Linked DNA regions of Homo sapiens: region 2 is linked to region 1. Evidence: read pairs that join two places in POLR2A ChIA-PET (ENCODE). Cell type or tissue: endothelial cell of umbilical vein. All regions are shown on one strand. Each heading gives the region's core, and the rest is flanking DNA. Links, peaks and the distances in the headings are about the cores only.

Region 1 (6,838 bases), core at 1,359-5,358:
CAGCCTATGTTTCATTTTCATCAAAATAGATTTTGATGCCTCTGAACCATTTATCAGACTGCCTGGCAGAGAAGAATGATTCTTTTGTTGTTTATTATATCATTTGAGAAGAAAATAACATTGAGGCAGAATCCCAGGTTGTAGATTAGTATGTGGCAAAGGCCAAACTCAATATTAAGGGCTCTGAAGCAAAAAGTGGATGTCCCAGTGTGAACAGGCTGCATTGGGCAGTGACAACCTCTGACTGTGGAATGTAAGCCAGCCAGGGCCAGAACTGTCTCATTAGCCACACCAGTCAAGGGTCGGCAGTGGGTCCTTACAGAACTGAAATGAAAACTTCGTCCAGCAGAGTGTCTCCAGTACATTACATGCACTCAACAAATACCTGCTGAATAAGTGAACTACCCTGAAATCCATTGAGTATTCATAATTCATTTTGTGTGTTGTACACATATTAATCCTTATTCAGGGTATGTGTTTTAAAATGTACTGTGGATTTATTTTAATCAGGAACAGTAGGACAGGACACAAAAATGACTGTCATGAAGGAAGCAATTCTTATGTTGCAGATTCCTAGACACAGGAGTCACACCACACCATGCAGGGCCAAATGGGGAAGGAGTGGGATCAGTCAGTGGCAGAAAGATTGAAGGGAAAGCATGAGTGACAACCTTTATTGTGGGTACCAAAAAAAAAAAATAGAATGAATAAGACATACTATTCGATCACACCACAGAGTGACTATTTTCAATAACAACTTCATTAAACATTTTAAAATAAACAGTGTGGCTGGGCGCAGCTGGTCATGCGTGTAATTCCAGCACTTTGGGAGGCCGAAGTAGTTGGATCACTTGAGGCCAGGGATTCGAGACCAGCCTGTGCAACATGGTAAAATCCTATCTCTATGAAAAATACAAAAATTAGCCAGGTATGGTGGTGTGCGCCTGTAGTCCCAGCTACTCGGGAGGCCGAGGTGGGAGGATAACTTGAGCCCAGGAGGCCAAGGCTGCAGTAAGCCGTGATCACACCACTGCATTACAGCCTGGGTGACAGAGCAACACCCTTTCTCAAAAATAAAGTAAAATAAAAAATAAAATATAATAAAACTAAGAGTGTAATTGGATTGTTTGTAACACAAAGGACAAATGCTTGAGGGCATGGATACCCTCTTCTCCATGATGTGATTATTTCACATTGTATGCCTGTATCGAAACATCTCATGTACCCACAGACATATACAGCTTCTATGCACCCATAAAATTTTTTTAAAATAAGAATGAAAAAACAGTAAGATTTTTACAAACAGCCTTTATTGTGGCTTTTGCAGGAAAAAAGGGGGCAAGAAAGGGTAAGCATGCTTAAGATTGGCTGGTTTGAGTAATTTCAGCAGGCTCTGAGGTGTAAGGGCTATTCTGAGTTGTCTCCTGTCTCTAGGAATTAGCTGACCTTGGGAGGGACAATCTCTGCCCAATCAGTAAGACCCCAGATGCCAGAGCATTAAAAATACAGAACATTTAAAAATGTAGTTAATACACTGTGGGTTCAGGCATTCTCATACTTCTTTTACTTCTTTTCCCTCTCTTCTTCTTTGTTCAGCTAGGGTGGACCTTACTAATCAAGATTCAGAAGTCAGCCGGGAGCAGTGGCTCACACCTGACATACTAGCACTTTGGGAGGCCGAGGCAGGCGGATAGCTTGCACCCAGGAGTTGAGACCAGCCTAGGCAATATGGCAAAACCCCATCCCTACGAAAAATACAAAAATTAGCTGGGTGTGGTGGCGCATGCCTGTAGTCCTAGCTACTCAGGAGGCTGCGTGAGAGGATTGCAGCGAGAGGATTGCCTGAGCCCAGGAGGTCGAGGCTCGCAGTGAGGCGAGATGGCGCCACTGCACTCCAGCCTGATGAAAGAGTGAGGCTCTGTTTAAAAAAAAAAAAAAAAAAAAGCATTCAGAAGCCCAAAGAGGCAACACTTAAGTAGTTTTTGAGTCATTGAGTCATTTCTATCTGGGTAGGCTAGACAATACACTTGTGCAATTCAAGTTCTAAGTTTATCTTTGGGTTTAGGTTGTATTTTCAGCCATTTTGTTCACTGCCATAGCATGGTAAGGTTGGCAGTTACTGAATAAGGTAACTTTTTTAAGTTGCATGGATAAGATGGATTATTTAAAAGAGTGTTGAATATTTGCCTCAATTCCACAATTTAATGTATATATAAACACAGAATTGTGTGTGTTTGTGAAATACACAGCATAGGTCCTATGAGGCAACACAAGAACTGTGATTAGGAGTCTGCCAGTTCAATTTTTAATCCTAGCTGCAACCCTTGGTAGCTATGTGACTTTAGACTGGCTATTCAGTTTCTCCAAGTCCCTGTTTTCTCGCCTATGAGATGGAGTTGACAATAATAGTACCCACCAAACAATTCATTGTAAGAGATAAACGTAAAGTTGAAAAAATGCTTAGAAAGTGCCTGGCATATAAAATGATCAATAGATGAACCTATTGTTATACTTTAGTGATTCTCATAAAGTGTATATATGGATTGACTGTGAGATCAGTTTTGCTATAAAGGCAAAAGTTGCTCATGGAATTGATTCTGTTGGATGTACATTGTGTGTGTAAACTAAAAATAAAATTCTAAGTCCCCACTGACTAAACAGACCTCCTCTTAACCAAGGGGGACCCCAGAGTAACCTTGAAAACTAAGTTGTCACTCATGGTGAGGTGAGAGGTCAGACATGCCTCCTTATATCCTCTCCCTCACTAACCAGGATCAGGCTTTCTTCCCTAAGGCCTAAACAGAAACCAGCCCTTTCAAAAGACTCCACCACTGACATCAACCAACTGCCTGACACTGCCCCTCCTTTTTTGCCTAATAAGAGACTACCAAGCATGGAGTGGTTCTTGTCAGTCTGTGGAGGAGGTACTGTAAAGGTTTTTGTGTCCTCTGCTTCACCCTTTTTTTTCCTCTGAGACAAAGAGCCTCACTCTGTTGCCCAGGCTAGGGTGCAGTGGCGTGATCATAGCTCATTGCAGCCTCAAACTCCTGGGCTCAAGCAATCCTCCCACCTTGGCCTCCAGAGTAGCTGGGATGACAGGCTCAAGCCACCATGCCCAACTAACTTTTTCTTATTTTTCATAGAGACAGAGTCTCACTATGTTGCCCAGGCTGGTATCAAAATCTTGGCTCAAGGGATCCTCCTGCTTTGGCTTCCCAATGTGCTGAAATTACAGGCATGAGCCACCCCATCTGGCCTCTGCTTCATCTTTTGACATCAGAGGGCTGAAAACTGCATTCTGGGATCATGCTAACACCGCCATTTTTTGTACCTGGGACTCATGAAGGGGCATGAAGCTCAAATGCTCACGCACATGTTTCTCCTTTCATAAGTATGCATGAGTCCTCCTCTGGCTTATTAAATATGTATTATATATTTACCATCCTGCCCAGCATAAATTCCTATTCCCTTTGCCCCTTCCTCAAAGTGTCTGTTTCTGGCTTCTGGCCAGAGGCTATATTTCCTCGCCTGTCATAATGGCCATCCTGCAGGCTGGAACTCTTTATGAGAAATAAAGCTCTCCTTTCCAAATTTAAGAACCTCATCATTCTTCAGTTGACAATTGTATTTGCCACAGCAATTGCAGGAGAGTAGAATGAGATCATCAGCAACAGATATAATTTTTAAAAGAGAGAAAATTGGGAGAGGGACATAGATTGCATTCTTCTGACTTATTAAACTTTTTTCATGTAAAAGTTTTGAAATGTCTAATTTTTCATCATCAACAGCCTCTTCTTAAAGAAAAGTCTGGGTAATTCCCTGAATAATTTCTGAAATAGCAGAGTTCTAAACTCTAACTTTTCAAATGCACAATAAGAGAACTTATTGTTTCTCCCTGTGTATCACACCCACTGGGTTAGTCACAAATAGCTATATTAAGGATGTTTTTCACATTTTTTAAACACTAGCAATTTGGACCCACCCAGTTCAGCTTTTTAAATGCAACCTGACTTAAAAAAAATTGTTTTTAATCCCACATAAGAAAAATAAGAAACCCGTAACACTCGGAAGATGTGCAAAATAATATATGATATCCTGCTTTTAAGAGCAGCAAAAGTGCACCAGAGAGTATAAAGTGGAATTGAAGTCTATTATTATAAAGCTCTTTTACTGTGATTCAGTGTAATGCCTAATTCCATTAGTGCTCTACAAAGAACAACATGCACAAATGTACTCTTTTAGCTGCAGATAACAAATGAAGTTTTAAAGTGGCCTAACGAGTTAAAGTGACCTCAACATTATATTAATTGAGTCAATTAGTCAATTTCTTTCTTTCTTTTTTTTTTTTTTTTCTTTGAGACTGAGTCTTGCTCTTTCGCCCAGACTGGAGTGCAATGGCGCGATCTCAGCTCACTGCAAGCTCTGCCTCCCGGGTTCACGCCATTCTCCTGCCTCAGCCTCCCTAGTAGCTGGGACTACAGGCGCCTGCCACCATGCCCGGCTAATTTTTTGTATTTTTTTAGTAGAGACGGGGTTTCACCGTATTGGCCAGGATGGTCTCGATATCCTGACCTCGTGATCCGCCCGCCTCGGCCTCCCAAAGTGCTGGGATTACAGGTGTGAGCTACCGCGCCCGGCCCAATTAGTCAATTTCTTTAGTCTCCTGTGAATGGCCCTCAGATGAAAGTAAAATGAGGATGAACTTGGGTAAGTCTGGGTGGAGAAGCCGGCTTGGGTGGATTTGGGGTAAAAAGTGTTTTCCCCACTGAATTTCTCTATTCTGCTTCTATATCTCAGCACTGTGAGCCAGCCTAAAGTCTCCTTCCAGAACACATAGCTTACTGCTGCCATTTACCCACTTTTTTCAAAATGTGTAGGAAAGTCTTGTAGAGAGATACAAGCACTGAAAGCTGGCAACCTCTAGTTCCAACTAGGCAATTCATTAACTCAATAAGTATTTTGAAAGTGGCCAGAATGGCCACACTCACCTATGCTGGGAGCTGGGATATAGCAATGAATAAGAAAGACAAGGTTCTGCCTTCATGGTGTTAAACAACTAAAATCATACAATTGATTATTTCATAGTTATTTTGTGGATCTCCCCTTGAACTGTGGGGTACAGTTCAGAGCAGTAGAGAAGAAGCAGAAGCTGTTCACAGAAGTGATAGAATGTGAATGAGGGACAACCAGTAGTATTTGCCTATCACTGGGAGACAGCCTGCATTCAGCCAAGGGAGAGGGAGAAGGAGGAGGAAGCAGAGAGAAGGAAGAGGGAGAGGAAGAGGGGGAGAAGAGAGAGAGAAAGAGGAAAAGAAAGAAAGAATAAAAAAAAGAGCCAGGTGCAATGGTTCACACCTATAATCCCAACATTTTGGGAGGCTGAGGCAGGCTGATCACGAGGTCAAGAGATTGAGACTATCCTGGCCAACATGGTGAAATCCTGTCTCTACTAAAAATACAAAAATCAGCTGGGCATGGTGGCGTGTATCCGTAGTCCCAGCTACTTGGGAGGCTAAGGCAGGAGAATCGCTTGAACCCTGGAGGCGGAGGTTGCAGAGAGCCGAGATCACACCATTGCACTACAGCCTGGTGACAGAGTGAGACTCCGTCTCCAAAAAAAACAAGGAAGGAAGGAGAGAAGGGGAAAAGGAAAGAGAAGAAAAAAGGAAGAAGGTAGAAAGAAGGGGAAGAGGAAGGAAGGAAGTGGGGAGTGCCCCTCCCAAACCTCACTTGAATTTCTGGATCACATTGTTGTAGAATCAACACCATCCTTGCATTTCCAATTTAAGACAGTAAGTTCCTCTCGTGTATAGATAGATAGTAGTTTGTATTGGTTTCTGTTATTTGCAGCTGAAAGGGTCCTGGCTAACTAATATACCTTTTAAAGTATTGATATATATTTGAGTATCTTCATCAAAGGAGTAAAAAAAATTGCAGTGTTTCAGAAGGGAAACAGGTAATGGCTACATGAGATTTAATCATGGGCTTGTTGAATGTAAGAGTTGGAAGGGATTTACTTGAACAAATCTTCCAATAAAGCAGAAATAACCCACTGATCACTTCCGACAGTGGCAAAGTAGTCTCTAAATCAGCGGTTCTTAATAGTGGTGGCACTGGCCCTGGGAGACATTTGGGGAAGTATGGGAGCACTTTTGGCTTGTCTTGGCTTGTGGGGGCTTCTGCCATGAGGGACAGCCAGGGCTGCTAGGCATGCTGCAATATCTGGGAGTCCCACACAATAACTAATCGTCCTTCATCCTGCAAGACTTTTGAATGTTCAACAGGATGTTCCCGTGGGTTAAAGGGCTGTTTATCTGGACCCACAGACTAACTCTGCATTTCATATTAAGCACAAAATATTTTTGCAAGCTTTCATTATACAGTTAGTTTTGCAAGTACTACAGCTACCATGTAACTTAAGGGAAAATTGTACTTTGTTTTACTCAGAATTTCATCAAGAGTTAGTTCCTGGCTGAGCGCAGTGGCTCATGCCTGTAATCCCAGCACTTTGGGAGGCCCAGGTGGGCAGATCACATGAGGTTGGGAGTTCAAGACCAACCTGGCCAACATGGTGAAAGTTGGTCTCTACTAAAACAAAAATTAGCTTAGTGTGGTGGTGCACGCCTGTAGTCCCAGCTATGCAGGAGGCTGAGGCAGGACAATCACTTGAACAGGGGAGGCAGAGGTTGTAGTGAGCCAAGATCATGCCACTGTACTCCAGCGTGGGTGACAAAGTGAGACTCTGTCTCAAAAAACAAAAAAAGTTTCCACACTGGAAAGTCACATCACTCACAGCAACAGCAGCCGTGGTATTTGAGTCCCTAGTTCAATACATCCA
Region 2 (6,838 bases), core at 1,625-5,624, 150 kb after region 1:
CACAAATATTAGCCACTCAGTGCTTGCAGAATATTTTCAAAGGTCTGCATTTGTGAACAGGTCCTGGGATGGAGAGCCTTTGAATTACCGTGGGTGTATGTGTTATCCATTTGCTTACACTGCATCTTCTTACTATAAAATAAAGTACTTCTTGGCAGATCATATGGCATTTATAGATTTTTCTTCTTACTTTCTTTTATTTGATTTATATAATTGGGTACTCTCAACTCCCGTGATGGAGAGAAAGCAAAGAAACCAAGAATAGGATAACGCTATGGAATGCCTCAATCTTCTTTTAGTTTTTTATTTTTGGTTGAATAATTTTAGTTTAGTTCATGGAATAAGGTAAATATTTTACATTTGTTAATAACTCCATACTTTGTTCTAGGTTCAGTGGCTTACAAAAATATGTATAACAAAACAAAATTAAAAAATGAATCAGTAGAGACAAAAAGAGCATGGATGTTAAAATGTAACTAAAAGATGCCCTGCACGGTGGCTCACTCCTGTAATCCCAGCACTTTGGGAGGCCAAGGCGGGCGGATAACTTGAGGTCAGGAGTTTGAGACCAGCCTGGCCAATATGGTGAAACCCCATCTCTACTAAAAACACAATTTTTTTTTTTTTTAGGTGGAGTCTCACTCTGTCACCAGGCTGGAGTGCAGTGGCGTGATCTCGGCTCATTGCAACCTCCGCCTCCCGGGCTCAAGTGATTCTCTTGCCTCAGCTCCCAGAGTAGCTGGGACTGCAGGCACGTGCCACCACACCCAGCTAATTTTTGTATTTTTAGTAGAGATGAGGTTTCACCATGTTGGTCAGGCTGGTCTTAATCTCCTGACCTCGGGATCCGCCCGCCCCTGCCTCCCAAAGTGCTGGGATTACAGTTGTGAGCTACCGCGCCCAGCCTTAAAAATACAAAAATTAACTGGGTGTGGTGGCCTGCGCCTGTAATCCCAGGTACTTGGGTGACTGAGGCAGGAGAATCACTTGAACCTGGGAGGCGGAGGTTGCAGTGAGCTGAGATTGTGCCTCTGCACTCCAGCCTGGGTGACAGAGTGAGACTCCATCTCAAAAAAAAAAAAAAAAAAAGTAACTAAAAGGAAATACTTAAAAAATACTGGAATTCCTCAATCTTGATGAACTATCCTTTCCATGTTTTCTCCCATAGTTAAACAAGGAGTTTTTACTTCTTTTGGGCAGTAGCTACATAGTATGAGACTTCTAGTAGTGCACTATGCTAACATCATCACACTTGAATGTTTTTTGAAAATATTTTACGTAAAATACATGTCCCAGATGGACTCTATTCTTTAGTTGGTTATCTAGAATTAACATTTGGATTATGTTTGCTAAATGCGTCAGCCATATCCTAAGCGCTGTGATCCTTTTAGAACTATTAACAGATGAGACTGGGGGGCATTTTATGGTTATAAGAGCTAAATGATATTTATGCAAGTGTGTAAACATTAATAACTCAGCGTTTATAAGCATGTTAGAATATTTGATTATGGCTAGGGAAATGCATATTAGCTATCTAGCACAGATCTAAAAGTGATCTGGGCTATACCTTTCATTTCTGGATTTCTTTCCTTAAGCTTAAAGGGTGTTCTAATTTCATTATTATCAATCTCAAGATCATTTCACAGTTTCCTGGTGGTTGGGTGTCATGGTGACTTTTTGTTTTCCAGGCTCTTTGTTTGGATATGTGGCCTTGTTTGAGTTGTCTTTGATTGCTATATATCTGTACCCTTGTTTGCTTTTGCCTGGCTACTGATTCTCAGTGTTTCACTTTGACCTTTGATAAAGCTGTGACTCTGATTCATTTTTAGGGGGGATTCACCTCGTTGGTGGAATCTAGCCTTGCCCTGCCAGGCGGCTGCCTGGGTGTTGCTTGCTGGTTGGAATGTATCCATTGAAGGCCTTAGATGTTGGAGTCCTTGCTTCCTAGCTCCACCTCTTTGTTTCAGGGCACCACTCTTCTGGTCTAGTGCACAGCCTGGTCTCTGTCAATCAGCACGTTCTGCCTGGCGTTTTATGGCATGTTTTCTTCCCCCCCACATAGGGTAGCAGCCTTTTTATAAGTTGTAATGGGTTTTTGATACCCACTGTCATTTTTCTTTTCTTTTTTTTGAGACAGGGTTTCACTCTGTCACCCAGGCTGAATGCAGTGGCACGATCACAGCTTCCTGCAGTCTTGAACTCTGGGACTCAGGCAGTCCTCCCACCTCATCCTCCCAAGTAGCTGGGACTACAGGTGTGCACCACTATTCCCAGTTGCTTTTTTTAAAAAAGTTTTTTGGGTCGGGCCGGGTGGCTCACGCCTGTAATCCCAGCACTTTGGGAGGCCGAGGTGGGTAGATCACGAGGTCAGGAGTTCGATACCAGCCTGGCCAACATGGTGAAACCTGGTGTCTACTAAAAATATAACAATTAGCTGGGTGTGGTGGCGTGTGCCTGTAATCCCAGCTACTCAGGAGGCTGAGGCAGGAGAATCGCTTGAACTCGGGAGGCGTGAGTTGCAGTGAACTGAGATCATGCCACTGCACTCCAGCCTGGTGACAGAGCGACACTCTGTCTCAAAAAAAAAAAAAAAGTTTTTTGTAGAGACAGAGGCCTCACTATGTTGCCCAGGCTGATCTTGAACTCCTGGACTCAAGCAATCCGCCCTCCTCGGCCTCCCAAAGTGCTGGGATTATAGGTGTGAGCTACCATGCCCAGGCTTCCCAGTGTCATTCTGATTTGAATTTTTCTAGAAAGATTTCTAGAATTTTTCTAGAATGATTATTGTATCCTAAACATTTATAGCATTATGTTCTTTACTTTTTATTGCTTAGAAAAAAATAGTTTAGTTACTACTGGTAATTTGCAAATTAAAGAATTATGTATAAAATTGCTATAGGTGCCTGTGGTTAAATTCTTTTACCAAGATTTCACTTCTAGAGAACTGAAGAATTTACCAAAGTAAAAATGGTCTAACTTTATTACTTGGTTTATAGAAATGAATAAATCATAGTTAATAGTACAGTATATTAATAATACTGTGCTCTAAGCTACAGATTAGAAAAATATGCACCCTGTTTGTCACAATAAATGGAGTGACCAAAGCTATAGTATTTCAAATCTGTGACTATTATATATTTTTCTATACCAAGTCACTTCTTTTTTTGTTTGTTTGTTTTTGGGACAGAGTCTTGCTCTGTCACCCAGGCTGGAGTGCAATGGTGTGATCTCAGCTCACTGCAACCTCTACCTTCTGGGTTCAAGTGATTCTCGTGCCTCAGCCTCCCCAGTAGCTGAGATTACAAGCGTGCACCACCACACCTGGCTAATTTTTGTATTTCAATAGAGAAAGGGTTTCATCATGTTGGCCAGGCTGGTCTTGACCTCCTGGCCTCAAGTGATCTACCTGCCTCAGCCTCCCAAAGTGCTGGGATTACAGGTGTGAGCCACGGTGCCCGGCCTGTACCAAGTAACATTTCTTTCTGTGTGCAGGAATATACATGTGCTTGTTACAGAGTTGAGTTTATCATATTCTATCACCATGTATTTCCCATAAATCTATTAAGTTAAAATCTGTGCCACTTATCAAAGTTTGGAGTGATTACATATATATACATAACCCTATATGATCTTTGAATTCAGAGCCTTGATGCTAGCCTGAGAGTCTGTGTGTATGAATGCAGGTGGCAAGAGTGAGGCATGGATTGTTGCTATTTTTTCTACCGGAGTGCCATTATTAACAGTTTCTTTTCTGTATAGTCACTGTGAACACTGTTGTGGGGCTGCTCCCTGTGTGTGGCTCTGCCTCAGAACCCACAGAGTCGGCTGGCTCCCAGACCTACTCTGTCTCTGGTTACAAGTCAGTGTCTTATTTACTGGAAGTTAAAAGACAGGGCACTGTTGATTTACACTGTGCTTCAGCATGCCCTTATTAGTATTTCTTGGTTCTTCCATCAGTGAGTCTCTGATTTCTTCACCAAAAAATAATCTTGCAGAGAGTCATGATCAACCCTGTTTTTATAAAACACTGAGCTTTGGAAAGGGAAATGATTACTCATCACAACTCTAAACACTAGGATAAAATGTTCCCATTTAGATCAATCAGGGGCCAATTTAATTTTCTAATGAACTTTAGAATTGCTTTTGTGGTCTGCCTTTAGGGACTATTATTATACCAGCTTTTCTTCTTTTTAATGTTTCTAGAAGTCAATTTTCATCTTTGCCAAGAATTAAAGGATCCTTAAACATGTGGAAAAGATGAGAAAAACAGTCAGTGGATCATCTTGATGATGATGGTCTTGCAATTTTGCAGAAGGTTGAAAAGGCAATACATATAACAGATTCATGTTCTTTCTATTGAAATGGACAAGTTAGAGGTCTAGATTGAATACACTCTGTGTTTAGACTTAATAAACACTTTCAATAAGCTTATTCAATATTTTTTAAATTGACAACCTGTATTGGGAACTGCATATACTATAGAGATCAAAGTTGACATTTCTTGCCCTCTTGGGCTTACCCAAAACAATATGTAATCAAATTAAGATAAGTACTGGGTGCACAAGGAAGGAAAACAGGTTGCCTTTAGAGACTGGAGGAGTCGTCCAGAAGTCCGCTCTGAAGAGAAGATGTTTAAAATTAAACCTGCAATGTTCGTCTGAATTAAGCAGGTTGAGAACAGGGTGAAGGAGGCAGGCATAGCAGCATGAACCAATATCCCGAGGCAGGAAAGGGCTGGGTTTGTCAGAGTAACATGAAGGTCAGTGTGCTGGAGCAAACTGAGGAGGGTGAGTGTTTCAAGACAAGGCTTGGCATAGGAGTGGTCAGATGATTCAGGGCCATATGAACCATGTTAATTTAGTTGTTCCAAAGTTCAGAGAGTTGATTAGAAGGAATAAGAAGAGAATTTAGGAGACAGTGTCAGAAGGTTATTGGCTTTAGGCTGGAGGCAAGAGATGACAGTAGCTTGGACTGGGGGTTGACAGTGGAACTGAAGAGATGTGGATGGACTCAAGCTGTATTTAGGAATTAGAACCAACAAAAGTTGATAGAAGGGTTAGATTGTGGTATTAGAAGAAAGGATTCATTTCAGCATCCTGGCATGAACCAGTGAATGGATGAAAGTGCTTTTCCGTAGTTGGGAAAGACTAGAGGCAGAATAGATTTGAGAGAGAAGCAACAGTTCAGTTTTTTGATGGGTTAAGGTTGAAATGAGTCTGTGAGCTATCTCAGTGGAGATGTCAAGTAGGTGGTTAGTTACATAGTATGTGTTTATCTCTTGCTGCATAATAAATTATTATGAAACTTAGCAGCAAATCTATATTAGTTATCTATTGCTCTGTAACAAGTCACCCCAACATTGGTGCTTTAAAACAGCAAATATTTATTATCTCATGCAGTTTCCTTGGCCAGGAATTTTGAAGTGGTTTAGCTAGGTGATTCCAGTCCAGGGTCTGTCATGAGATTGCACTCAAGATGCTGGCCAGGGTTGCCATCATCTGAAGCTTGACCGAGGCTAGAGGATCTGATTCCAAGATGGCTTATGTACATGGCTTTTGGCAGAAGGTCTCAGTTCCCTGCTGGTTCTCGGTCGAAGGCCACAGTTTCTCGCCACGTGGGCCTCTCTCTAGGGTGCTTGAGTGTCTTCATGACATGGCTGTGAGCTTCTCTTAGAGTGAGAGAGATATGAAAGAATGCAAAGGGGAAGCTGTAATACTTTTAGTCTCAAAAGTCCGACTCATCACTTCTGCCATATTCTATTCAGTAGAAGTGAGTCACCAATTTCAGCCCATACTCAGTGGGTGGGGAATTAAGCCCCCCGCTTGAATAGACAGCCACCAAATAATTTCTGAATGTATTTTAAAACCACCACACATGATTTTGTAATTGAGAAGAAAGGTTTGGGCTGGAAATAAGACATTAGGAGTTTTGCACATAGATGCTGTGGAGTGAGTAGATGCGTGACCACTTAGTAAAAGTGTGAAGAGGTCCAAGACTGATCCTTTAGGAAATCTAACTTGTAGAGGATCTGCTGTGGAGGAGTGGAGGAGAAGGAAGAAATGGAATCTGGGAAGATGAGAAGAATTTTTCAGGCAGGGAGTGTTCTATTCTGTGGAAGCCTACTGGAATGTGTATTTGACTTTCATTTTTAAGAATTTATTCTCTGAATGAATGAAGAATGAATAAATAAATGTCATGTATATGTTCAAAATTTTAATTCTAAGTATGATTGTTATTGAAATGCTTATAAAATTAAGAATGGAAATCAGCATTAGGAATGCATAATAACAGAGTGGGAGATATTGGTAAAAAATTATTTAATGTCCAGACAATAAAATACCTATGAAGCTTTAAAATGACATTATTAAAGAATGTGCACTGTAATAAAAACAGATTTATAAAGTATTTTAAATAAATATAAAATACTATGTAAGGAAGAAGCAGACAAAAATGTCTAGGAGGATGTATATAAACCTGTTAATACTGGTTATCTCTGGGCAGAGGGAAAATGGGTGGTTTAAGTTTCCTTCCTTTGGTTTGTCTAAATCTTCCTTAATAAATGGAAATTGCTTTTGTAATAAAATGTTTGAAAATATCCCCTCCCAAAATAAAGAAAAATAATGAAAATAATGATAGTTGAAACTCAATTGAGGGGCCCGGCATATTGGCTCATGCCTGCAATCCCAGCACCTTGAGAGGCTGAGGTGGGAGGATTGCTTGAGGTCAGGAGTTTGAGATCAGCCTGGGCAACACAGCAAGACTCCATCTCTAAAATAATTTTTTTAAAATATTAGCTGGGCTTGGTGGCTCATGCCTGTAGTCTGAACCACTCAGGAGG

The links. ChIA-PET counts read pairs that join two places held together with the same protein. Peaks named below come from ENCODE experiments on the same cell type or tissue, not always from the same donor. Only the 100,000 strongest peaks of a DNase experiment are listed, where the experiment ranks them.
Region 2: POLR2A ChIA-PET joins it to region 1 with 5 read pairs; 2 of 35 experiments call an interaction of 5 or more read pairs at or near these places.

The regions. Positions count from the first base shown.
Region 1 is chr6:144,219,964-144,226,801 of GRCh38, forward strand. No RefSeq gene overlaps it. Among named protein-coding and RNA genes, the nearest start is that of TRL-TAA1-1, 6.8 kb to the left of the region's middle. In endothelial cell of umbilical vein, for the core only: no CTCF peak of the experiment used is centred there; no DNase peak of the experiment used is centred there.
Region 2 is chr6:144,373,876-144,380,713 of GRCh38, forward strand. All of the region lies in intron 2 of UTRN (utrophin), which reads left to right. Among named protein-coding and RNA genes, the nearest start is that of SNORA98, 28 kb to the right of the region's middle. In endothelial cell of umbilical vein, for the core only: no CTCF peak of the experiment used is centred there; DNase peaks (open chromatin) are centred at 3,926 and 4,716; H3K27ac peaks cover 784 bases.